Regions from separate parts of the Homo sapiens genome. Here region 2 is linked to region 1. A link is an interaction called in ENCODE POLR2A ChIA-PET data of the cell type or tissue named here. Cell type or tissue: MCF 10A. All regions are shown on one strand. Links, peaks and the distances in the headings refer to the core of each region. The heading gives the core; the rest is flanking DNA. Region 1 holds the start of ATP5MF-PTCD1 (ATP5MF-PTCD1 readthrough). Region 2 holds the start of TMEM225B (transmembrane protein 225B).

What was found. Peaks named below come from ENCODE experiments on the same cell type or tissue, not always from the same donor. Only the 100,000 strongest peaks of a DNase experiment are listed, where the experiment ranks them.
Region 2: POLR2A ChIA-PET joins it to region 1 with 5 read pairs; 4 of 35 experiments call an interaction of 5 or more read pairs at or near these places.

Annotation. Positions count from the first base shown.
Region 1 is chr7:99,459,920-99,472,151 of GRCh38, forward strand. ATP5MF-PTCD1 (ATP5MF-PTCD1 readthrough) reads right to left here and starts at 6,248. Exons shown (of 9, transcript NM_001198879.2): 1 at 6,210-6,248; 2 at 167-274. The coding sequence starts at 6,222. It overlaps ATP5MF (ATP synthase membrane subunit f), which reads right to left and starts at 6,248. Exons shown (of 4, transcript NM_004889.5): 1 at 6,192-6,248; 2 at 167-274. The coding sequence starts at 6,222. TRW-CCA5-1 (tRNA-Trp (anticodon CCA) 5-1) reads left to right here and starts at 9,765; the gene lies at 9,765-9,836. RefSeq lists enhancers at 1,406-1,906, 5,417-6,034, 6,035-6,650, 6,317-6,436, 12,211-12,232. In MCF 10A, for the core only: no CTCF peak of the experiment used is centred there; a DNase peak (open chromatin) is centred at 6,292.
Region 2 is chr7:99,592,050-99,604,281 of GRCh38, forward strand. TMEM225B (transmembrane protein 225B) reads left to right here and starts at 6,218. Exons shown (of 6, transcript NM_001195541.3): 1 at 6,218-6,332; 2 at 8,156-8,236. In MCF 10A, for the core only: no CTCF peak of the experiment used is centred there; no DNase peak of the experiment used is centred there.

The DNA of each region.
Region 1 (12,232 bases), core at 3,996-8,995:
AATCAACCACAGAAGTCCAAGGCCTAGCATCCCTCCCTGTCATCCTCTACATAACTTACTGCTTTCAGACAACAAGGCCTTCATTGCCCAAATTAATTCATGGCAAAAAAGAGATCTGAAGACCCAGAGATTTGCTTTCATTTACAGACATCCACAAGGCTCTGACCTCTTTGAAACGCTCCGAAAATGCCACTAGGACTGAAGTCCCGCATCAAGATCCAGCTTGGCAGCTCCCCCAGTTTGACCTCCAGAAGTTTCTTGTCCTTCACTGGTACTGAAACGGAAGAGTGAGAAAAAATACCCACTGAATAATCTCCCAGTAACACATATGGCATCCTTTCCTGCCACTGCTTCAACTATGCAATAAAGGTGCATAATGCAATTACACAGAGGCTGCACATACACAATATTATGAAGAAATATGTCACATCAAGCCCACTATTTTAAGACTGAGTCTATACAATAGCAGAACTGCTGCAGGGACAGCTTTATTAACCAACAGGACGTCTGAGTAACAGCTTGCTGGGAGTAACTCCAGAAAAGGGTCTCGAAAAAAGCAGTAACGTGGCGGACAGGAAAGATTACTGCAAAGCTAACATTTACTTGACATTATTAGCTTATTTAATCTTCACAACAAGCACTTCATGTCTTTACCTTAAAGGAGGGGAGGGGGGATAGACTCAGAGAGGTTGGGCCACGTGACCAAAGTCACACACACAACGTGGGGTCAGGACTGGCCCTCCTATGTCCCTGAAGCCAATATGAGGGTGCCCTGTCCAACCCTGGGGATGTGTCGCTGGAGAACGTACAAGAGGGGATGTGGAAGGAGAGCGGTGTGACGGTGCCAAGTGTCTCACTCAGACTTGACGCACTTGTTTACTGGGGAAGGGCTTCAAACAGCACCTGGGTTCACACAGCTGGCAGACTCACCAGATGGGCCAGCCCGAGCAAGTATAATGAAAGAAACCCAAGGAATTTCCACCTCCAGCATCCTGGGACCACGGACACCAACAATTTCCAGAGATAAAAATAAGAGATAACACATTCCGAGAAGTCAAGTGACGAAAAACCACTCCAAATGACTGAACGGCCCCAGATCGTATTCCAATGGGAGTCTGAGAACAAGGAATCAGAAGGGCTCCTGGCTGAGGCTGTACTGTCCTCACATTTGGGCCCAGGAGGAGACTATGGAGGGCCAGGGAGTGGGTGGGCCTGTGGGCGTCAAGGAGATGCATTTAAGAAAGGAATCGTCTCCCCTGTTCTCCCTGCAAAGATTTATTTATTTATTTCTGAGAGACAGGGTCTCACTCCATTACCCAGGCTGGAGTGCACTGGTTATTCACAGGTGTGGTCACAGCTCACTGCAGCCTCACTGAGCCTCCTGGACTCAAGTGATCCTCCTGCCTCAACCTCCTGAACAGCTGGGACTACAGGTGTGTGCCACCACACCCAGCTAATGATAAGTTTTAAAAAGCTTTTAGCAGATGTCCTATTGAGGGCAAAGAGTCTAGGACCACGGTGCCTTCTCAAAGATAACCACAAGAGGAGCCAGATTAAATAATCCCAAGGTTTCTTCTCCATTTTGAGATCAAAGGAAAGACTAAGGCTCTGTCAGGACCAGCCTCAAGAGTCTGCTGAGGGAGGCCAGGGCACAGTAGTTCACACTATAATCCCAGCACTTTGGGAGGTCGAGGCAGGCAGATCACTTGAGGTCAGGAGTTTGAGACCAGCCTGGCCAACATGGTGAAACTGCACCATGAGATCACGCCACTGCACCTGCCCAGGCTGGAGTGCAGTGGCATGATCTCGGCTCACTGCAACCTCCACCTCCTGGTTCTAGCGATTCTCCTGCCTCAGCCTCCTGAGTAGCTGGGACTACAGGCATGCGCCACGACACCCAGCTAATTTTTGTATTTTTAGTAGAGACAGGGTTTCACCATGTTGGCCAGGCTGGTCTCGAACTCCTGACCTCAGGCGATCTGCCCACCTCGGCCCCCCAAAGTGCTGGGATTACAGGCATGAGCCACCGCACCAGGCCAGAAAACTCACTTCCTGATCCAGTGAAGCCATTTTTTCACATTCACATAAACTATGCAGACATATTCTGCATCTCATTACCATGTTCAGGGGCTGGCATGGAGCCTGGCACATCACAGGAGAAAAAAGGCAACAATTTACAACTTGTTTTTCTTCCTAGTTCTATCTCTGTATTATGAAGACAAGGGTGTTTCCTTAAAACCAACACATCAGGGGCCGGGCACGGTGGCTCACGCCTGTAATCCCAGCACTTTGGGAAGCTGAGGCGGGAAGATCCTGAGGTCAGGAAATCGAGACCATCCTGGCTAACATGGTGAAACCCCATCACTACTAAAAAAAAAAAAAAAAAAAAAAAAAAAAAATTAGCCAGGTGTGGTGGCGGGCGCCTGTAGTCCTAGCTACTAGGGAGGCTGAGGCAGGAGAATGGCGTGAACCTGGGAGGCGGAGCTTGCAGTGAGCTGAGATTGTGCCACTACACTCCAGCCTGGGTGACAGAGCAAGAATCCGTGTCAAAAACAAACAAAAACCTAACACATTTGGCAGGGCACGGTGGCTCACGCCTGTAATCCCAGCACTGTGGGAGGCCAAGGCAGGCAGATCACGAGGTCAGGAGTTCAAGACCAGCCTGGCCAACATAGTGAAACCTCATCTCTACTAAAAATACAAAAATTAGCTGGGCATGGTGGCGTGTGCCTGTAGTCCCCGCTACTCGGGAGGCTGAGACAGGAGAATCGCTTAAACCTGGGAGGTAGAGGTTGCAGTGAGCCAAGATCGTGCCACTGCAAGGGACTATCCAGTTCATCCAAGATGCATCTATACTTATTCCACGAATTTCTCTTTCACTGGAAGGCAAAGGAAGGCCTCAGTCCTTGGTTGCCCTATTGGAACTCCCACCCCAACTCTACACACACCCGCTCCTCTGCAGCACTGAAGCTTCCATCTGCAATCACTGGGTCACATAAAGAGACCCAGTAGAGTTCAGAGACAGAGCAGACCCTTGGGTCTAGTGCCATTCTGGGTTTAATGCCATTTTGTAGGTGTGTGCCCTTGGGCAAGGTACTACTCCTTCTCAGTTTCCTCCTTTGTGAAATCCTTGGTACTTGGCCCTAGGTACTATGTAAATGAGAACTATTACCACCTTTCTGCCTGGTTATGAGCTACCTGAAGGTGCGAATATCCCCACCACTTCTTGGTACACGACAGATTCTCAGTAATGGTTGTAGAACCACAGATCCTCGAGAGGAAACATACTGTTCATTACTATGAAGCCACATGGAAATAGCAAGTCTCTCCTGAGTGCTAAATCCAACCTGGGGGTTGTCCAGAGAATAAAGATTTTTGGATTTGCAGGCCACATAAGGTCTTCATAGCATAGTCTATTTTATTTTTAAACAATCTTTTTAAAAACAGAAAATGACCCAATGCAGTGGCTCACGCCAGTAATCCCAACACTTTGGCCGAGATGGGAGGACTGCTTGAGGCCAGGAGTTTGAGACCCCATCTCTATAATAAATAAAATAAAAACAAAAAACCATTCTAGGCCCTGTACAGTGGCTCACGTCTGTAATCCCAGCACTCTGGGAGGCCAAGGCAGGAGGATCACGAGCTCAGGAGTCTGAGACCAGCCTGACCAAAATGGCGAAACCCCATCTCTACTAAAAATACAAAAATTAGCCGGGTGTGGTGGCGGGCACCTGCAATTCCAGCTACTTGGGAGGCTGAGGCAGGAGAATCACTTGAACCTGGGAGGTGGAGGTTGCACTGAGCTGAGATCGTGCTATTGCACTGCAGCCTGGGCGACAAAAGCAAGACTCCATCTCAAAAAATAAATAAATAAATAAAAATAAAATATAAAAACAAAAAAACCATTCTGAGCTCATGGCCAGACAAAAACAGGCCACACGAAATCCAACTCACTGGCCATAGTTTGCCAACCGCGATCTTATCTACTGCTGCTAATTCATATTTCCCTCACTTTATGTGCTCATGAAATACTGTCTTTGTCCTCTGGTGACAGACACTACCTAAAAGATCATCAATACCTAAGAGACATGGACTCCAATTTCTTCACCGGGGGTGATGCTGAATAGGCCAGGCATGTGACATGACCCTGCCTAAAGGTCACAAAGTAAAGGCTGGGATGACCAGCTCACACCGACTGAGTACTCACTGTGGGCCACGCAGCGTTCCAAGTGTCTTTCACATGCTAAATCGATTGATCCTTAGTTCAGAGCTCTTGACCACAGCCCTATGCTTAAACAAAATGCCCCAGTGTTCACTTTTCACAGGTTGTCTCCTTAACACAACTACCGTGTACGACGAATGCTATTATGCCCATTTTACTGAGGGGAAAACAGCTTCCCTCTCATCTATTCTGAACCCCTCTTCATTTCTCTAGGCTGAGATTAAGAATACAGAGGCCGGAGGCCGGGCGCAGTGGCTCACACCTGTAATCCCAGCACTTTGGGAGGCTGAGGTGGGCAGATCACAAGGTCAGGAGATCGAGACCATCCTGGCTAACACAGTGAAACCCTGTCTCTACTAAAAATACAAAAAATTAGCTGGGCGGGGTGGCGGGCGCCTGTAGTCCCAGCTACTCAGGAGGCTGAGGCAGGAGAATGGCGTGAACCCGGGAGGCAGAGCTTGCAGTGAGCTGAGATCGCGCCACTGCACTCCAGCCTGGGCGACAGAGCGAGACTCCATCTCAAAAAAACAAACCAGAGGTCAGGCGCAGTGGCTCACGCTGGTAATCTCAACACTTTGGGAGGTCGAAGCAGGTGACTCACTTGAGGTCAAGAGTTTGAGACCAGCCTGGTCAACGTGGCGAAACCCATCTCTACTAAAAATACAAAAAAAAATTAGCCGGGCGTAGGTACTGGTGTGTGCCTGTAATCCCAGATACTTGGGAGGCTGAGGCAGCAGAATCATTTGAACCTGGGAGGCAGAGGTTGCAGAGACGAGATCAGCTACTGCACTCTAGCCTGGGCGACAGCGTGAGACTCCATGTCAAAAAAAAAGAATACAGAAACGCAGTGGCTCACACCTGTAGTCCCAGCACTTTGGGAGGCCGAGGTACATGGATCACCTGAGGTCAGGGGTTCAAGACTAGCCTGGCCAACGTGGTGAAAGCCCGTCTCTACTAAAAATACAAAAATTAGCTGGGCATGGTGGCCTGCGCCTGTAATCCCAGCTACTCGGAGGCTGAGGCTGGAGAATCGCTTGAACCCAGGAGGCAAAGGTTACAGTGAGCCGAGATCACACCATTGCACTCCACCCTGGGCGACAAGAGCGAAACGCCATCTCAAAAAAAAAATGATAAAAAAAAACCAGAAACTGAGCTAAGACACACATGTGTTAATCAAAACTCTGCCACTATCAGGCTGTGTGACCTCAGAGAGGCCACACCACATCCCGAACAGTTATTTCCCTCATCTGTAAAATGGAATCGACTTTCCCAACAAGGACTCTCTGACAAGGCTACTATGGAGCATCTAGGGCTAACTATTCAAAAACAAACAAACAAAAATCATCAGTGTGCACAGCGGGATGAATGTAGCGATTTACACATGGGTGTCTCGGAAAAGCCTGCTAGTCATAAGGCCGTCCTAGAGAATAAAGTTCATTTACCACGAATCCTCAGGTTTGAATACCAGCTCAGCCCTCGCACGAGTTGTGACCTTGAACAGGTCACCTCGCCTCTCTGATTCAACATATATGCATCGAACCTTACATGGTATCAGGTACAGTCCTAGTCCTGAGCTCCTCCTGGAGCTTCATCTGAGCTTAAGCCTTGGGAAAAAAGGGCAAAAGCTGCGCCTAACATTCAAGTGCAAAGCAACTGGGTCGCAGCGGGAGAGGGAAGCGGCTATTTCTTAGCGGAAAGAGGAACAGTGGCCCAAGGCGGCGCATTCCCAGGCCCAGAAGCGCGTGCCCCAGATGCCTTCACCCTCCACGCCTAACCCGGTTGGCGCAGGCCCTGGGCAGCAGGAAGGCGCGCCTGGGCAGGCGGAGCGGGGTCTGGCGCGCCTCAAGTGAGGTCGTGGCGAAGTGCCTGAGCAAAGGGCAGGCAGCTCCGCAGCTTCCTTCTCTCCCAGTGTGGCTCTGGACCCTGGACCCTGGCTCCTGCTTCCACCACGGAGTCCAAACAGCCTTACCTGGGGCCGGACACTCACCAACTGACGCCATTTTGGAGTCCTGGTGTCCGCTGTGCCGGACCGCGCGAGGGCTGCTGGGTAGGGAATGCACGCCCCATCCAGGGGCGTAGAGCAGAGGCTCACGGGAAGCAGGTCACAACTGCGAACACCCTGGAACTACTAGAAGGCCATGAAGCGAAGGGCGAGGTGCCTGGACAGCAAAAATCCGAGGGTCCTGCAGTTAGAGAGAGGGGCGCCTCAGCCTGGGCTCTCTACCTTAAAAGGTGGGAAGAGGCCGCGCTGGGACTACAAGCGTGCACCAGCACAGCAAGCTAATTTTTGTATTTTTAGTAGAGACAGGGTTTCACCATGTTGGCCAGGCTGGCCTTGAACTCCTTTCCTCACGTGATCCCCCCGCCTCGGCCTCCCAAAGTTCTGGGGTTACCGGCGTGAGCCACCGCGCCCAGTCTATTTTTATTTTTATTTTTTACTTTTCAGACGAGCATTTACTTTTCAGACAGTGGCTTGATCACGGCTGACTGCAGCCTTGAACTCCCGGAGTCAAGCGATCCACCCATCTCAGCCTCCCAAGTAGCTAGGACTACAGGCTCACATCACCACTTCCAGCTTTTTTTTTTTTTTTTTTTTTTTTTTTTTTTTTTTGGTGGAAACAGTGTGGTGAGGAGTGGGGGTAGAGGCTCTCTATTTTGCTCAGGCTGGTCTTGAACTCCTGGCCTCAAGCGTTCTTCCTCCACCTCCGAAGTAGCTGGGACTACAGGTGCACGCCACCACGCCCAGCTAATTATATTTTGTAGAGAAGGCGTCTCCCTATGTTGCCTAGACTGCTCTTAAACTCTTGGCCTCGAGCGTTCCTCCTACCTCGGCCTCCCAAAATACTGGAACTGCCGGCATGAACCACACTGCCCGGGCTACTTCAATTTTGATTATTTTAATTAATTTATTTATTTATTTAGAGACAGAGTCTCGCTCTGTCACCCAGGCTAGAGTGCAGTGGCGCGATCTCGGCTCACTGCCAGCTCCACCTCCGGGGTTCACTCCATTCTCCTGCCTCAGCCTCCCGAGTAGCTGGGACTACAGGCGCCCACCACCACGCCTGGCTAATTTTTTGTATTTTTTTGTATTTTTAGTAGAGACGGGGTTTCAACATGTTAGCCAGGATGGTCTCAATCTCCTGACCTCGTGATCCACCCGCTTCGGCCTCCCAAAGTTCTAGGATTACAGGCGTGAGCCACCGCGCCGGGCCTCCGATTTTTAAAACAACCTCGAGAGCAGGTCTTGTAGTCATAACTTGCCAAATAAATGCCACCCTCGTTCAGTTCATTCTGCTACATTTCTTGTTTCAGAGGTGGCATTGTGGGGCTCCTCCATGTCTGCTTCCCTTCTCCCCAGGCAGTGAAAATCGCATATACAATTATAGGTGTGTGAAAGCACGGCCAGCATCGCCAGTGGGAATTAAAAATGGTTAAAAAAACAAAACAAAACAAACAGGCCAGGTGCGGTGGTTCACGCCTGTAATCCTAGCACTTTGGGAGGCAGAGGTGGGCGGATCACTTGAGGTCAGGTGTTCAAAACCAGCCGGGCCAACATGGTGAAAATACGAAAAAAATTAGCTGAGCGCGGTGGCAGGTGCCTGCAATTCCAGCTACTTGGGAGGCTGAGGCAGGAGAATCACTTGAACCTGGGAAGTGGAGGTTGCAGCGAGCGGAGGTCAAGCCACTGCACTCCAGCCTGGGCGGCAGAGCAAGACTCTGTCTCAAAAAAAACAAAAAACAAACAAACAAAAAAAAACCAGGCTGGTCGCGGTGGTTCACGCCTGTAATCCCAGCACTTTGGGAGGCCAAGGTGCGCGGATCACCTGAGATCAGGAGTTCGAGATCAGCCTCCTCAACATGGCAAAACCTCATCTCTGCTAAAAATACAAAAAGTAGCCAAGCGTGGTGATATGCGCCTGTCATTCCAGCTACTCCAGAGGCTGAGGCGGGAGAATTGCTTGAACCTGGGAGGCGGAGGTTGCAGTGAGCAGAGATGGGGCCACTGCACTGCAGCCTGGGTGATGGAGTGAGAACTTGTCTCCAAACAAACCAACCAACCCCAGCAAATATAGTAGTGTACTGCGGTAGGAGTGTTCTCAACGGTTCCTTGCACCCTTGAACTCTCTGTCTTCAAAGTTTATTTCACTTGCTCCTTGCGGTGTGTGTTGACCATCCACGGTATAATGCGGGTATAATGTAGTCTTAGGAGTTTATTACCCGCCTTGGGCTGCGTCCCTAAGCAACTGAACCCCCAGGAAAAACCCTGCCCATTGCACCAGGGCCTATGTAACTCCCACTCCCCAGGGCTGGGGCAGATGCCAGGGCTGGGGCAGAGGGCCCCGCAGGAAGGATCAGGGATGGGGTCTGCCGGACCCCAGGTGTCAGGTCCTCCGTGGGGCAGGAATCGGCCTGGGGACCTTCCTGGTCCACCCAGGGAATCCTCCTGCAGGGTGCGAGTATGGGACCTGGAAGACTACGAGGGACCGAAGAGACCCGACTGCACTGTGTCCGGGCAGAGGCAGCCTCCGGGAGCTGATGGACTTGAGGGCTGGGGCAGGGGAAGCTGAGGGGGCCGCTGTTCCGTGGGACGTGCAGGAGAGCAGCAAAAGGCAGGAGTGGCCAGTGGCACCCGCGCCCCCGCCCCTTCCCCAGGCCGGACACTCGCGGGGACGCAGAGCCGCCGGAGCCCAGGATCCGCACACTGGAATCCAGGGAGGCCCCGGGAAGAGGCCGGAGGGAAGCTACGCCAATGCCCGATCCCCTGGGGTGGATGGAAGGACTGAGGGCGCAGGAGCTGTGATTTGTATATGTATAAATGCCAACGTTTTAGTTAATGAACTGGGGTTGTTTCGGGGAAGGTGGGGGTGGGTTGGAGGGAGCAGATTATTCCAAAGATAATTTTTTTTTTTTTGGTAAGAGACGGAGTCCCGCTCTGTCGCCCAGGCTGGAGTGCAATGGCGCGATCTCGGCTCCCTGTACCTCCGCCTCCCGAGTTGAAGCGATTCTGCCTCAGCCTCCCGAGTAGTTGGGATTACTGGCACCCGCCACCACGCCCGGCTAATTTTTATATTTTTAGTAGAGACGGGGATTCACCATGTTGGCCAGGCTGGTATCGAACTCCTGGCCTCAGGTGATCCGCCTAGCCTCGGCCACCCAAACTGCTGGGATTACAGGCGTGAGCCACCGCCCCCAGCTTGAACATAGTACTCTTTCGTTGATCTGGCCCTCGTGCAAATTCTTAGTGCTCCCCAAGCAGAGGGCTGGGGAGAAGAGAATCCGGATCCCTGACAACCCCGCCCCAGCCTTCTCTGCTAAGCTGCGTGAAACATTTTCCACTGTGGCTTCCCAAACGTGTCTCCTTAGGAGACTACACAGCCCGAGGCAGGTGAATTTTCCCGAATGACAAGAGGATTATTCCCGAACCCCGTGGTGGCGTCTGCTTCTATCCTGTTTCGTTTACTTTTACACTTCCCTCTGAATTACAAAAGGGAAAAAGAACTCTTTAGGGTCCATCTAAAGCACAAAAAAGTTAGGTTTCCAAGACCTCGTGGCGCAACGGCAGCGCGTCTGACTCCAGATCAGAAGGTTGCGTGTTCAAATCACGTCGGGGTCAAACATGTGATCATCCCTTTCTTTAGCCAACAGGAGTTATAGCTTGCCGGTAACTCTCAACCTTGGACACTGTATTTTCTGTTCTTTAGCCCTAAAGATTTATTTGCGTAGGTACTTCAGCAGTGGACCGGCACCTTAGCTAAAGTGTGAGGAAAAATTCAGAACCAATACTTAGGTCGTGCTGTTCACATCTGTAGCAGGATTTATCAGGACTGTGCCTCAGACAGTACATTCACAGGACTTCAGACAGGACCTTAAAACAGTGCAGGAGCACTTTGGGAGGCTGAGGCGGGCAGATTGCTTGAGCCCAGGAGTTCAAGACCAGCCTGGGCAACGTATCAAAACCGTCTCTCAAAAAAAAAATAAAAATAAAAAAATAAACAAACAAACAAACAAAAAACAACGATAAAAGCAAAAGCAAAAATGCCAGGTGTAGTGGTGCATACCTGTAGTACCAGCTGCTGCTTAGGAGGCTGAGGCGGGATGATCCCTTGAGCGCAGGTCGAGGCTGCAGTGAGCTATCATTGTGCCACTACACTCCAACCTGGGTGACAAGGTGAGACACTGTCTCTAAATGAAAAAATAAATAAAACGGTTCAGAGCTCGGGAAATAGTTGCCTTCCCAATCCAAAAACTACCTGCCCACCCTGGGGGCTGCTATCCTTGGAGAAGCATTGGTGGTGCAGCCTGATCTCCAGCATTTGAAGTTCCAGCACCACTAGCACAAAGCGTTATTCAAAACAAATGAGGAGGAAGTCAGTTGTCTTCCCCGAGCCGCTCCTATGGGACTGCGCTGGCCTGACGTGTCATCCGGCTCCCTCCCCACATTCGTATTCCTGGAACGACCTGCTGGACTGAGTTCCTTGTCCTCTCCCTAGGGGTGGCCAGGCCTGACCTCACTGCCTTCCCTATGTTCAAATGTCTTGAACCTGGAGTACTGAGTGTTCCTGTTTTCTGTTAAAGCCAACAGGAGCCAGGTGCGATGGCTCATGCCTGTAATCCCAGAACTTTGGGAGGTCGAGATGGGAGGATCGTTTGAGCCCAGGAGTTTGAGACCAGCCTGGGCAACATAGCAAGACCCCATCTCTTTTATTTTTTATTTTATTTTATTTATTTATTTATGAGACAGAGTCTCACTCTGTCACCCAGGCTGGAGTACAATGGCACAATCTCGGCTCCCTGCCACCTCCGCCTCCTGGGTTCAAGCGATTCTCCTGCCTCAGCCTCCCGAGTAGCTGGGATTACATACTCCTGCCACCGAGCCCGGCTAATTTTTGTATTTTTAGTAGTGACGGGGTTTCACCATGTTGGCCAGGCTGGTCTCGAACTCCTGATCTCAGGTAATCTGCCTGCCTTGACCTCCCAAAGTGCTGGAATTGCAGGCGTGAGCCACTGCACTCAGCCAACACACATATGTTTATTGCAACACTATTTACAATAGCAAAGACATGGAACCAACCCAAATGCCCATCAGTGGTAGACTGGATAAAGAAAATGTGGTACAAATACACCATGGAATACTAAGCAGCCACAAAAAGGAATGAGATCCTGTCCTTTGCAGGGACATGGATGAAGCTGGTGGCCATCAGCCTCAGCAAACTAACACAGGAACAGAAAACCAAACACAGCATGTTCTCATTCATAAGTGGGAATTGAATATTGAGAACGCATGGACACAGAGAGGGGAACAACACACACCTGGGCCTTTTGGGGAGTCGGGGGTAAGGGGAGGGAACTTAGAGGATGGGTCAATAGGTGCAGCAAACCACCATGGCACATGTAACAAACCTGCACGTTCTGCACGTGTATCCTGTTTGTTTTGTTTTGTTTAGAAGAAATAAAAAACAAACAAAACTTGGGAGGCCAAGGCAGGCGGATCACTTGAGGTCAGGAGTTCGAGACCAGCCTGGCCAAAATGGTGAAACCCCGTCTCTACTAAAAACACACACACAAAAAAAATTAGCCGGGAGTGGTAGCGGGCGCCTGTAGTCCCAGCTACTCAGGAGGCTGACGCAGGAGAATGGCGTGAACCCGGGAGGCGGAGCTTGCAGTGAGCCGAGATCGCGCCACTGCACTCCAGCCTGGGCGAGAGCGAGACTGTCTCAAAAAAAAAAGAAAAAAAATTAACCCCTTACTCACATTAAAACTGTATTTTGGGGGTAATTTACATAAGCCACACAATTATCCTTTTAATTAAGATCTAATATTCTTTTTTTTTTTTTTGAGACAGAGTCTCGCTCTGTCGCCAGTCTGGAGTGCAGTGGTGGGATCTCGGCTCACTGCAAGCTCCGCCTCCCGAGTTCAAGTGATTCTCCTGCCTCAGCCTCCCGAGTAGCTGGCACTACAGGCACGCCGCCACCATGCCCAGCTAATTTTTTTTTTTTTTTTTTTTTTTTT
Region 2 (12,232 bases), core at 4,586-9,585, 130 kb after region 1:
ACACACACTGTGATATTAGGAGTAATGTCTTTGAGATATTATGAATAATATCATCATAGGGTATACACCCACAATGATATTAGGAGTATTATCTTTTACATATTATGAATAATATCACAGGGTGTACACACAGGATGTACTTTCATGGTGATATTAGGAGTAATATATTTTAGATATTATGAATAATATCACAGGGTGTACACCCACGGTGATATTAGGAGTAATATCTTTAGATATTATGAATAATAACACAGGGTGTACACCCACGGTAATATCAGGAGTAATACATTTTAGATGTTATAATGTCACAAGGTGTGCACACATAGTGTACACCCACGGTGATATTAGAAGCAATATCTTTTAGATATTATGAGTAATGTCACATTTTGTACACACAATGTCTACACCCCCGGTAGTATTAGGAGTAATATCTTTTAGATATTGTGACTAATACCACAGGGTGTATATCCATGGTTTTGTTAGGAGGAATACCTTTTAGATATTGTCAATAGTATCACAGGGTGTACACTCACGGTGATATTAGGAGTAATGTCTTTTAGATATTGTAAATAATATCACAGGGTGTACACCCACGGTGATATTAGGAGTAATATCTTTTAGATATTGTGAATAATATCACAGAGTGTACATCCACGTTTTTATTAGGAGGAATATCTTTTAGATATCTTCAATAGTATCACAGGGTGTACATCCACGTTGATATTAGAAGTAATATCTTTTAGATATTATAAATAACACCATAGGGTGTACACCCATGGTGATATTAGGAGTAGTATCTTTTAGATATTATAAATAACACCATAGGGTGTACATCCATGGTGATATTAGGAGTAATATCTTTTAGATATTATGAATAATATCACAGGGTGTACGCCCACGGTGATATTAGGAGTAATATCTTTTAGATTTTGTGAATAATATCACAGGGTGTACATCCACGGTTTTATTAGGAGGAATATCTTTTGGATATTGTCAACAGTATCACAGGGTGTACACCCATGGTGATATTAGGAGTAATATCTTTTAGATATTGTGAATAATATCATCACATGGTGTACACCCACTGTGATATTAGGAGTAATGTCTTTTAGATATTATGAATAATATCATCACAGTATATACACCCACTGTAAACACTCTGTGTAAATACTGTTACATGATAAATATCAGAAGCGACATTTCATCAATATGACAGTATGTAAACCTGTGTAAACACTTTGGTATGACATATATCAGAGATGATATTTCATCAATATCACAGTGTGTAAACACTCTGTGTAAACACTGTGATGTGACAAATATCAGAAGCGATACTTCATCAATATCATATGTGTAAACCCTCTGTAAACACCATGATAGGACAAACATCAGAAGCGATATTTCATCAATATCATAATGTGTAAACCCCCTGTAATCACTGTGATATGATAAATATCAAAAGCGATATTTCATCCATATCACAGTGTGTATACCCCCTCTGTCAACACTGTGATATGATGAATATGAGAAGCGATATTTCATCAATATCACAGTGTGTGAAAGCTCTGTGTGAGCACTGTGATATGATAATTATCAGAAGTGATATTTCATCAATACTACTGTGTGTAAACACTGTGATATGATAAATATCAGAAGGGATATTTCATTAATATCACAGTGTGCAAATATTGTGATATGGTAAATATCTGAAGCGATATTTCATTAATATCACAGTATGTAAACACTGTGATTTGATAAATATGAGAAGAGATATTTCATTAATATCACCCTGTGAAAACACTTTGATATGATAAATATTAGAAGTGTTATTTCATTAATATCACAGTCTGTAAACGCTCTGTGTAAACACTGTGATTTGATAAATATCAGAAGCGATATTTCATTAATATCACACTGTGTAAACACTCTGTGTAAACACTTTGATACGATAAATATCAGAAGCGTTATTTCATTAATATCACAGTGTGTAAACACTGCGATATGATAAATTTCAGAAGCGGTATTTCATTAATATCACGGTGTGTAAACTCTGTAATATGATAAATATCAGAAGCGATATACCGTTAATATCACAGTGTGTAAACACTCTGTGTAAATGCCGTGATATAAAAAATATCAGAAGTGATATTTCATTTATATCACACTGTGTAAACACTGTGATATATCAGCAGCGATATTTCATGAATATCACTGTGTGTGAATGGTCTGTGTAAACACTGTGATATGATATCAGAAGCGATATATCATTAATATCAAAGTGTGTAAACACTGTGTAAACACTATGATATGATAAATAGCGATATTTCATTAATAACAGTGTGTAAACACTGTGTAAACACAGTGATATGAAAAATATTAGAAGCGATATTTCATTAATATCACAGTGTGTAAATACTCTGTGTAAACACCATGATATGAAAAATATCAGAAGGGGTATTTCATTAATATCACAGTGTGTAAACTGAGAAATATCAGAACCGATATTTCATTAATATCACAGTGTGTAAACACTGGATATTATACATCTTACAGTGATATTTTATTCATATCACAGTGCGGAAACACTGGATATTATACATATCACAGGGACATTTCATTTGTATCTCTATGTATAAACAGTGGATATTATAAATATCATCGATATTTCATTTATAGCCCTATGTGGAAACACTGGATATTATATATATCACAGCTATATCTCATTTATATCTCTGTGTGGAAACGCTGGATATTATAAATATCACAGCAGGATTTCAACTTTATTCCTGTGTGGGAACAGTGGATATTATAAATATCACAGCGATATTTCATTTATATCCCTTTGTGGAAACACTGGATATTTTAGTATTTCATTCATATCCCTATGTGGAAACACTGGATATTTTAATACTTCATTCATATCCCTGTTTGGAAACACTGGATATTTTAATATTTCATTCATAGCACAGTGCGGAAACACTGCGTAATATAATATTTCATTCATATCCCTGTGTGGAAACACTGAATATTATAATACTTCATTCGTAGCATAGTGTGGAAACACTGGATATTATAATATTTGATTCATAGCACAGTGTGGAAACACTGAATATTATTTCATTCATAGCACAGTTTGGAAACACTGCATAGTATAATATTTCATTCATTGCACAGTTTGGAAACACCGGATATTATAATATTTCATTCATAGCACGGTATGAAAACACTGGATAGTATAATATTTCATTCATAGCACAGTGTGGAAACACTGGATACTATATTTCATACATAGCACAGTGTGGAAACACTGTATATTATAAATGTAACAGCGATATTTCATTAATATCACAGTGTGAAACACTGGATGTCAGTAGTGATATCGATGATGTTACAAACATAACACAGTGTGTTAACACTGCATTATCACCCTGGATGTCAGTAGTAATATCATGGATATTATGAATAATATCACAGGGTGCTAACACAGTGTGTTCACACCCTGGATATCAGTAGTAACATCATAGACATTATGAATAATATCACAGGGTGTTAACACAATGTGTTAACATCTTGGGTATCAGTAGTGGATCAGTATCAGGATATCATCCTGGATATCACAGGGTGATATTATTCATAATATCATGGATATTAATTGTATTAACACCCTGGATATCAATAGTAATACACTGGATATTATGAATAATATCACCGTGTGTTAACAACAGTGGATATCAGTAGTAATATTGTGGATATTAGGAATAATATCACAGTGTGTTAACACAGTGTGTCAACACTGGATATTAGTGATATCATGAAAAATATCACAGTGTGTTAACACTGGACATTAGTAGTAATATCATGAATATTCTGAGTAATATAACAGTGTGTTAACACTGGATATTAGTATTAATATCTAATGTGTGTTAGTAATAATATCACAGATACTATGAATAGTATCACAGTGTGTTAACATAGTGTGTTAACACTGGATATCAGCATTAATATCATGGATATTATGAATAATATGGTATGATAACACAGTGTGCTAACAAACACTGGATATTATGAATATCATAGATAATATTAATATCACAGTGTGCTAACACTGGACACTATGAAGATCATAGATATTAATATCACATTTTGCTAACACAGTGTGCTAACACTGGATATTATGAATATCATATAAATTATTAATATCACAATGTGCTAACACTGTGTTAACACTGGATATTATTATCACGGTGTGCTAACACTGGATATTATTAATATCATTGATATTAACACAACACAGGGTGCAAACACTGGATATTATTATTAGCAAGTCACAGGGTGCTAATACTAGATTTTATTAATATCATATTATTATTAACACATCACAGGGTGCTAACACTTGATATTATTAATATCATAGACATTATTAACACAACACAGGGTGCTAACACTGGATATTTTTAGTATCATAGATATTATTAACATTGCAGTGTGCCAACATTGGAAATTATTAATGTCACAAATATTGGTAATAGCACAGTGTGCTAACACTGGATATTATTAATATCACAGATATTAGTAATATCACAGTGTGTTAATACAGTGTGCTAACACTGGATATCACTAATATGATAGATAATATAGATATTAGTAATATCACAGTGTGTTAACAGTGTGCTAACGCTGGATATTATTAATGTCACAAATATTAGTAATATCACAGTGTGCTAACACTGAATACTATGAATATCATAGATGTTAGTAATACCACAGTGTGCTAACACTGAATATCATTAACATTACAGATATTAGTAATATCACAGTGTGCTACTATTAATATAATAATGTTAATACTATTGACACTATATTAGTAATATAATAGTGTTAACACTGTTATTAATATGAGAGTTAATACTACTAACACTATATTTTTAATATGATAGTGTTAACACTACATTACTAATATGTGTTAACACTATATTATTAATATAATAATGTTAATACTATTAACACTATATTATTAATATAATGGTGTTAGCACTATATTATTAATATAATAGTGTTAACACTATATTATTATTATTATTTGAGACAGAGTCTTGCTCTGTCGCCCAGGCTGGAGTGCAGTGGTGCCATCTCTGCTCACTGCAAGCTCCGCCTCCCAGGTTCACACCATTCTCCTGCCTCAGTCTCCCGAGTAACTGGGACTACAGGCGCCCCCACCACGCCCGGCTAATTTTTTGTATTTTTTAGTAGAGACGGGGTTTCACCGTGTTAGACAGGATGGTCTCGATCTTCTGACCTCGTGATCCGCCTGCCTTGGCCTCCCAAAGGACTGGGATTACAGGCGTGAGCCACCGCGCCCGGCCTAACACTATATTATGAAACACTATATTATTATTATAGTGTAGATACTATTACATTATTAATAGTGTTAACACTATTATCATTAATATAATAGTGTTAATACTATTAACACTTTATTATTATTAATTATAATATTAATATACGAGTGTTATTAATTATTAATATAATTATAATACTGTTAACACTATATTATTAACAATTATTATTAATATAATAGTGTTATTAATATAATATGTGTTAACACTATAATAGTGTTAACACTATATTATATTGTTAATATTATAGTGTTAACACTATTATATGATTAATAGTGTTAATCATGTATTATTAATATAGCAGTGTTAATAGTAACCCTATATTATTAATACAATAGTGTTAATGCTATTAACGCTATATTATTAATATAAGTGTTAACACTCAACACTATATTACTAATATAATAGTGTTAATAGTATATCATTAATATAATAGTGTTAATACTATTAACACCATATTATTAATACTATTATTATTCCCATTTTACAGATTAGAAGCCCAGGACCCAGGAAGGAGACACAGGAAATTTATTCAAAGTCCCCACGCTGGTAATGGCAGAGCTAGGATTTGAATTCAGATCCCTCCCGCTCTCTGTTCCTCCGCCCCCACACACCCGTGAGCGAAGCCGGTACTGTGGGCAGACGCCAGGGCCTGGTTTCCCCACCCTCCACCCGCCAGGTTTGCGGTGGCCGGGGCGGCAGGTAGGGAGGTGAGCCCGCGTCTCCTCCGCAGAGCTGGAGCTGGAGCTCCGCTCAGAGGCCCAGGCTCAGTGGGCTCCTCCCCCGGGTCGGGGCAACCCCCCGCCGGGGCCTCTGGGGCCAACGGAAGCTCCAGGAGCGCGGTGGAGCCTGGAGTGGAGGGCGAGGGTCCCACCGTGACCCGCCTGGAGGGCAGCCCAGCTCTGGGACGCGAAACCGCCTACGACGGTGCCGCAGGTGGAGGGAAGGGTAGAGGGGAGACCAGTATGGGGGAGAGCAAGGTGGCCCCACAGGTTGGGAGAGGATGTGGGGAAGTCCCCCTACCCACCCAAGGCCGAACATCGCCTAACTGGCTGTGGGACGCCCGGGGCAGGGGCTGGGGGCGGATGGCCTGGTTAGGGCCCAGCTTGGGGTCTTGAAAATATCCCTATGGCTTTGGGGCCACAGAAGGGCGGAGTCCTGGCATTCAGGGGAAAGGGCCGAGGACGGTTGTCAACGGGAAGGAACCTCTGACCCTACCCTGGGTCAATGTGCAGTCCAAGTTGCCACAAATGACCGGAGGAAACAGTGGGAAGGGAAGGTCTCTTTCCCATTCCAAACCAGGATGCCCTTCAGGTCGCCCACTTCCTTCATCCCCAGAGCAGCTGCCGACTTTCCTGTTAAGTGCCAGGGCCTGGGAGGTGCGGGGCTGCAGCTCAGGCGCTGAAGGGGGCCTAGGGTCCAGGAACCTCCTGCCAAGCCAGTGGTCCTCAGACGCTGGTCCAGGCACCACCACGGGGTACACAGCTTTTCTTACCTCCTGGTGTTATGGGTCCTTTCTGTTTTTTGAGACGGAGTCTCGCTGTGGCTGTGTCGCCCAGGCTGGAGTGCAGTGGCACGATCTCGCCTCACTGCAAGCTCCGCCTCCCGGGTTCACGCCATTCTCCTGCCTCAGCCTCCTGAGTAGCTGGGACTACAGGCGCCCCCACCACGCCTGGCTAATTTTTTTTTTTTTTTTTTTTTTTGTATTTTTAGTAGAGACGGGGTTTCACCGTGTTAGCTAGGATGGTCTCGATCTCCTGATCTCGTGATCCACCTGCCTCGGCCTCCCAAAGTGCTGGGATTACAGGCGTGAGCCACCGCACCCGGCCCATGGGTCCTTTAAAAAATAATAATTTGGCCAGACGTGGGGCCTCATGCCTGTAATTTCAGCACTTTGGGAGGTAAAGGTGGGAGGATCACTTGAGCCCAGGGGTTGCCTGGGCAACATAGCAAGACCCCATCTCAAAAAAAAAATTAGCCAGGTGTAATGGCATACACCTGTAGTCCCAGCTACTCGGGAGGCTGAGGCAGGAGGATCGCTTGTGCCCAGGAGGCATGAATGCACCACTGCACTCCAGCCTGGGTGACACAAGACCCTGTCTCAAAAAAGAACAACAACAAAAATTTGAATAAAAACCAAACCAGTGACAGTAGATAAGTTGCTTTGTTTTTAATGCTCTTGGCAAAATAAAAAGTTGGCAGTCGTATATTCCCCCATTCTCTCTCTCTTTCTCACACATGCACATGCCTATAAGAAAGCATTCTCTGGATCCACAGAATTCCAGATTTGGGAATCACTGAATTGAACTGCCGGCCATTGGTGGCTGGTGAGACTGTCCTGGCAGTGATGCAGTATTCTGGTCCCTGTGCCAGCACTGATGGGCTGTGGAATCCTCCACCAGTCATTCCCTCTCTCCAGCTCTCCATCTCTGCTTCTGTACAAAAGGATCTACCAATCCCCTCTTATATTCAAATATCTATGACCTTTCAGTCTGGCCTATATCCGTGCGGATCTGAAGTTGTGTATCCGAAGATGTAACCTTGTCCAGTGCTGGCACTAAGGGCTGCTTCAGGGAGGGACCTGGACTGGTGCCCAGGGAAAGGAGGACAAGGTCCTCATCACTGGAGAGTGGAGGGGGCAGTGGGAATGGGACAGATAAGGGGTAGTGCCCTGGGGTATACCTGGCCCCAAAGTAACCCCGGGCTGTGAAGACAAAAGCACTGCATCACATGATGTGTTTCTGTGTCTCTCTCCCTAGCAGTTCCAAGAGCCTCTGAGTTCCTGCCTTTTTTCATCTCTGAATCCCCACCATTGGCCTACATTGGGAGTGGGGCGACCTGTAAGTGCACAGTGAATTTTTGCTGAGGGAGTGGCTGGGAGGGCTGCGTGGAGTGGACAGCACCAAGCTGCACTTTTCAGGGGAGTGGGGTTTGGAAAATCTGGGGAGCAGAACAGGCACCCCCGCCCCCAGGAAGGAACCCAGGTGTATTAGTCTGTTCTCATGCTGCTAATAAAGACATACCCAAGACTGGGTAACTTATAAAGGAAATAGGTTTAATTGACTCGCACCACATGGCTGCAGAGGCCTCACAATCATGGCTGAAGGCGAATGAAGAGCAGAGTCACATCTTTCATGGTGGCTGGCAGGAGAGAGCTTGAGCAGGGGAACTTCCACTTATAAAACCATCAGATCTTGTGAGACTTATTCACTACCACGAGAACCGTATGGGGGAAACTGCCCCCGTGATTCAATTATCTCCACCTGGCCCTGCTCTTGACACATGGGGATTATTACAATGCAAGGTGAGATTTGGGTGGGGACACAGCCAAACCAAATCACCAGGTACAGAGGCCAGAGGAGCCTGGGGATGACGGTGATGTTCCAGGTGTGGAGGGAGACGTGGCAGGCGTGGGGACAGGAAGGTTGGAAGGTTGGGGAACTTTATGAAGGGAAAACTGAGAAGATGAGGAAGGCTGATGAGATGGAAGTGGGGTTGGGGAGAGGGAAGAACCAGCATGAGCTCAAGGCTAGGGTTTGGGTGAAGGAGAGAAAAAAAGGTAGAAAATAAAGGAGACAGAGATCACTTCTAGTCACATACAGGTGGAGATGGGGTAGACAGGAAGAGGTGCCCCCTATCAAATGAGAATGCCCAGTGTACTCCCATCTATACAGAGGACAGGATCAAGATGCAGCCATGACTCCTTCCCATTGAGTTCTAATACTAGAAGGATGCCTCAATGCCCTCTGGTCCAACAGACTTCATCATTTTAGATAGAAGGAAGTGGAAGCCCTGAGGTTGGGGTGACTTGTATGACCTGGAGAGTGGATGGGAGATGGAAAGGGGACATTTAAAGAGAGGGAAGGGCTGGGTGTGGTGGTTCAAGCCTGTAATCCCAACTCTTTGGGAGGCCAAGGCAGGAAGATCACTTAAGCTCAGGAGTTTAAGACACCCTGGGCAACATAGTTAGACCCCTGTCTCTACAAAAAATTAAAAAATTAGCTGGGCGTGGTGGCACGCACCTGTAGTCCCAGCTACTCAGGAGGCTGAGGTGGGAGGATCACTTGTGCCCAGGAGGTTTAGCCTGGGTGACAGAGTGAGACCCTGTATCTAAAAACAAAATATAATAAGGAAAGAAGGGAATAATTCAATTTTTCAAGTGGGAAGAAGAGAAACTAGAGAATGTCAGAAAGGAAGAGAAAGTACAAACATTTTCAAGTCACTCTGACAGCATCGAAGATGAACATGTGTTTACCTGTTTATAACCAGGGTACTTGGGTGTGGGGGGTACAGGAAGGGAGCCACACCTCTGCCCTCTGCCATTAGGCTTGTTCAGCCATAGCCATTGGTAGCTCTCAGAGACGCCCCCTTCCCTGGCTGCAGCAAGTGTCTGCATGGGCAAAGACGCCCCCTTCCCTGGCTGCAGTGAGGGTCTGCATGGGGATTGGGTAGAGGCCCCAGTGTCTGCACTGGGCAAGGTTTGCACAGGGTGTGGGAGCAGGGGAGGAAAGCATGCTCACTTCGAGGGCCTTGTGCTCTCTACTGCCCAGGCACAGCTTGAAAACCGTGATGCTGCCAAGCCCAGCCTGGCACAGGCAAGGGTCCCCAGGTCTGGCTTTGGGTAGGACTTGGAAAGAAAGACTGTCATCTTGGGGTGCACCTCCCTTGTCACATCTTCCTTTCACCTGATGCCCCCTTTCTGCACTGCCAGGTAGCGAGGGTCATCACAGTGCCACCTGGAGGCCTCTGGCCAGGCCCACCCTCCCTGCAGCTCCAATCACCGTCCCTGCTTCCTTCCTTCCCATTGCTGGATAACTCTCATTCCTCAGAGCTGCCAGGCTCAGCACAGACAGAGGGGAAAGCAGATTCGTTGAAACAATTTGTCCTGAAGTTGGGTGTGGCCTCCAGCCCCTTCTCCCACAGGGATATCTGAATTTTAGAAGTCTGCCCTCCATCCCTGCCCTCCCAACTTTAACCAAGCACCTGAGTGCTCAGCACTGTGTTGGACACTTTGGTATGCGTTATTTCATTTGGTCCTCTCAGTGGCAGGTGTTGTATTCTTATCATTGGGCAGGTGTTATAATATATCCTTCCTTATCCTTAGGCAGGTGTTATATCCTTCCTTTTCCAGATGGGGAAAGCAAGGTCCTGAGACTCTGAGCAACTTCCCCAAGATCACACAGCTAGGAAGTGATGAAGCTGAGACAAGACCAGCCAGCACTTACCCACCACGGTGTAACTACTCATTCAAAAGATGACATCTTTTGAAAATTTTTATTCTTTCAGAGACAAGGTCTTGCTTTGTTGCCCAGGCTGGAGTACGGCGGCATGATCATAGCTCACTGCAGTCTCTAACTCCTGGGCTCAAGAGTTCCTCCTGCCTCATCCTCCCAAGTAGCTGGGAACTACAGACAGGCACATGCCCCCAGCCTGGCTAATTTTTAACAATTTCTTGTGGAGACTGGTCTGACTGTGTTGCCTAGGCTGGTCTCAAAACTCCTGAGTTCATGCGATCCTCCCACCACAGCCTTCCAAAATGCTGGGATTATAGGCATGAGCCACCAGTGACTGGCCACAAAAGGAGACATCTTAGTGACAGATGGTGATGAAAGAGAAGATGGGTTTGGGGGAGGAACTCCACGTGATAGGGATCCTTCACTGAGGGCCCAGGCTGCAGGAGGCTCTATGAAACACCAGAACTCTTTGTAAAACTTCCTGTTTGTACATGACCTGCTCATTTCTCAGCAGGGGCTCCTCCTGTGCACATGGACCTCTCCCCACCTAAACCCACAGTTCCTGTGGTCAGAAGGCCAGTCACTGAATAAGGGCACCTAAGGCTCTGGTCTGAATATCTCCCCTTGGTTCTCAGTCTGAAATCCCAAAAGGAAGACAGTTGACTGCAAAATAGGCTGGAGTTGTCCTGATGGCCAGTAGAGGTGGCTGTTGATAGAATTGAAAGCTTAGGGCCAGGCATGGTGGCTCACACCTGCAGTCCCAGCACCTTGGGAGGCTGAGGCGGGTGGATCACCTGAGGTCAGGAGTTCGAGACCAGCCTGGCCAACATGGTGAAACGCTGTCTCTACTAAAAATACAAAAATTAGCTGGGCGTGGTGGCGGGCGCCTGTAATCTCAGCTACTCAGGAGGCTGAGGCAGGAGTATTGCTGGAACCTGGGAGGCAGAGGTTGCAGTGAGCTGAGATGGTGCCATTGCACTCCAGCCTGGGCTGACAACAGCGAGACTCCATCTTAAAAAAAAAAAAAAAGAATTGAAAGCTTAGAACTTTAGTTTTTTTCTTTTTTTTAAATTATTTAATTTTTTTTTTTGTTTTTTTTTGAGACAAGGTCTTGCTCTGTCACCCAGGCTGGAGGGCAGTGGTGTGATCATGGTTCACTGCAGCCTTGACCTTCCTGGGCTTAGGCGATCCTCTCACCTCAGGCTTCTGAGTAGCTGGGACTACAGGTGTGCAACACCATGCCTGGCTAATTTTTGGTAGAGACGGGGTTTCGCCATGTTGCCCAGGCTGGTCTTGAACTTCTGGACTCAAGCGATCCGCCTGTCTCAGCCTCCTAAAGTAGTGGGATTGCAGGTGTGAACCACCGCACCCAGCTGAAAGTTGAGAACTTTAAAGCTGAGGAGGCCTTGTGAATGGCCCAGTTCAACCTCCTCAGTTTACCAGAGGAAGAGGGCTCAGAGAGGGAACCTGACATGCCCAAGATCACCCAGTGATTTAGCGACAGAAAGCATTTTATGCATTTTTTTTTTGGTCTGCTGCAGAGGTGTATAGGCTGTAAAGTTAAGCAAAGAAATCATCATTTACTGAGTTTCACATATGCGC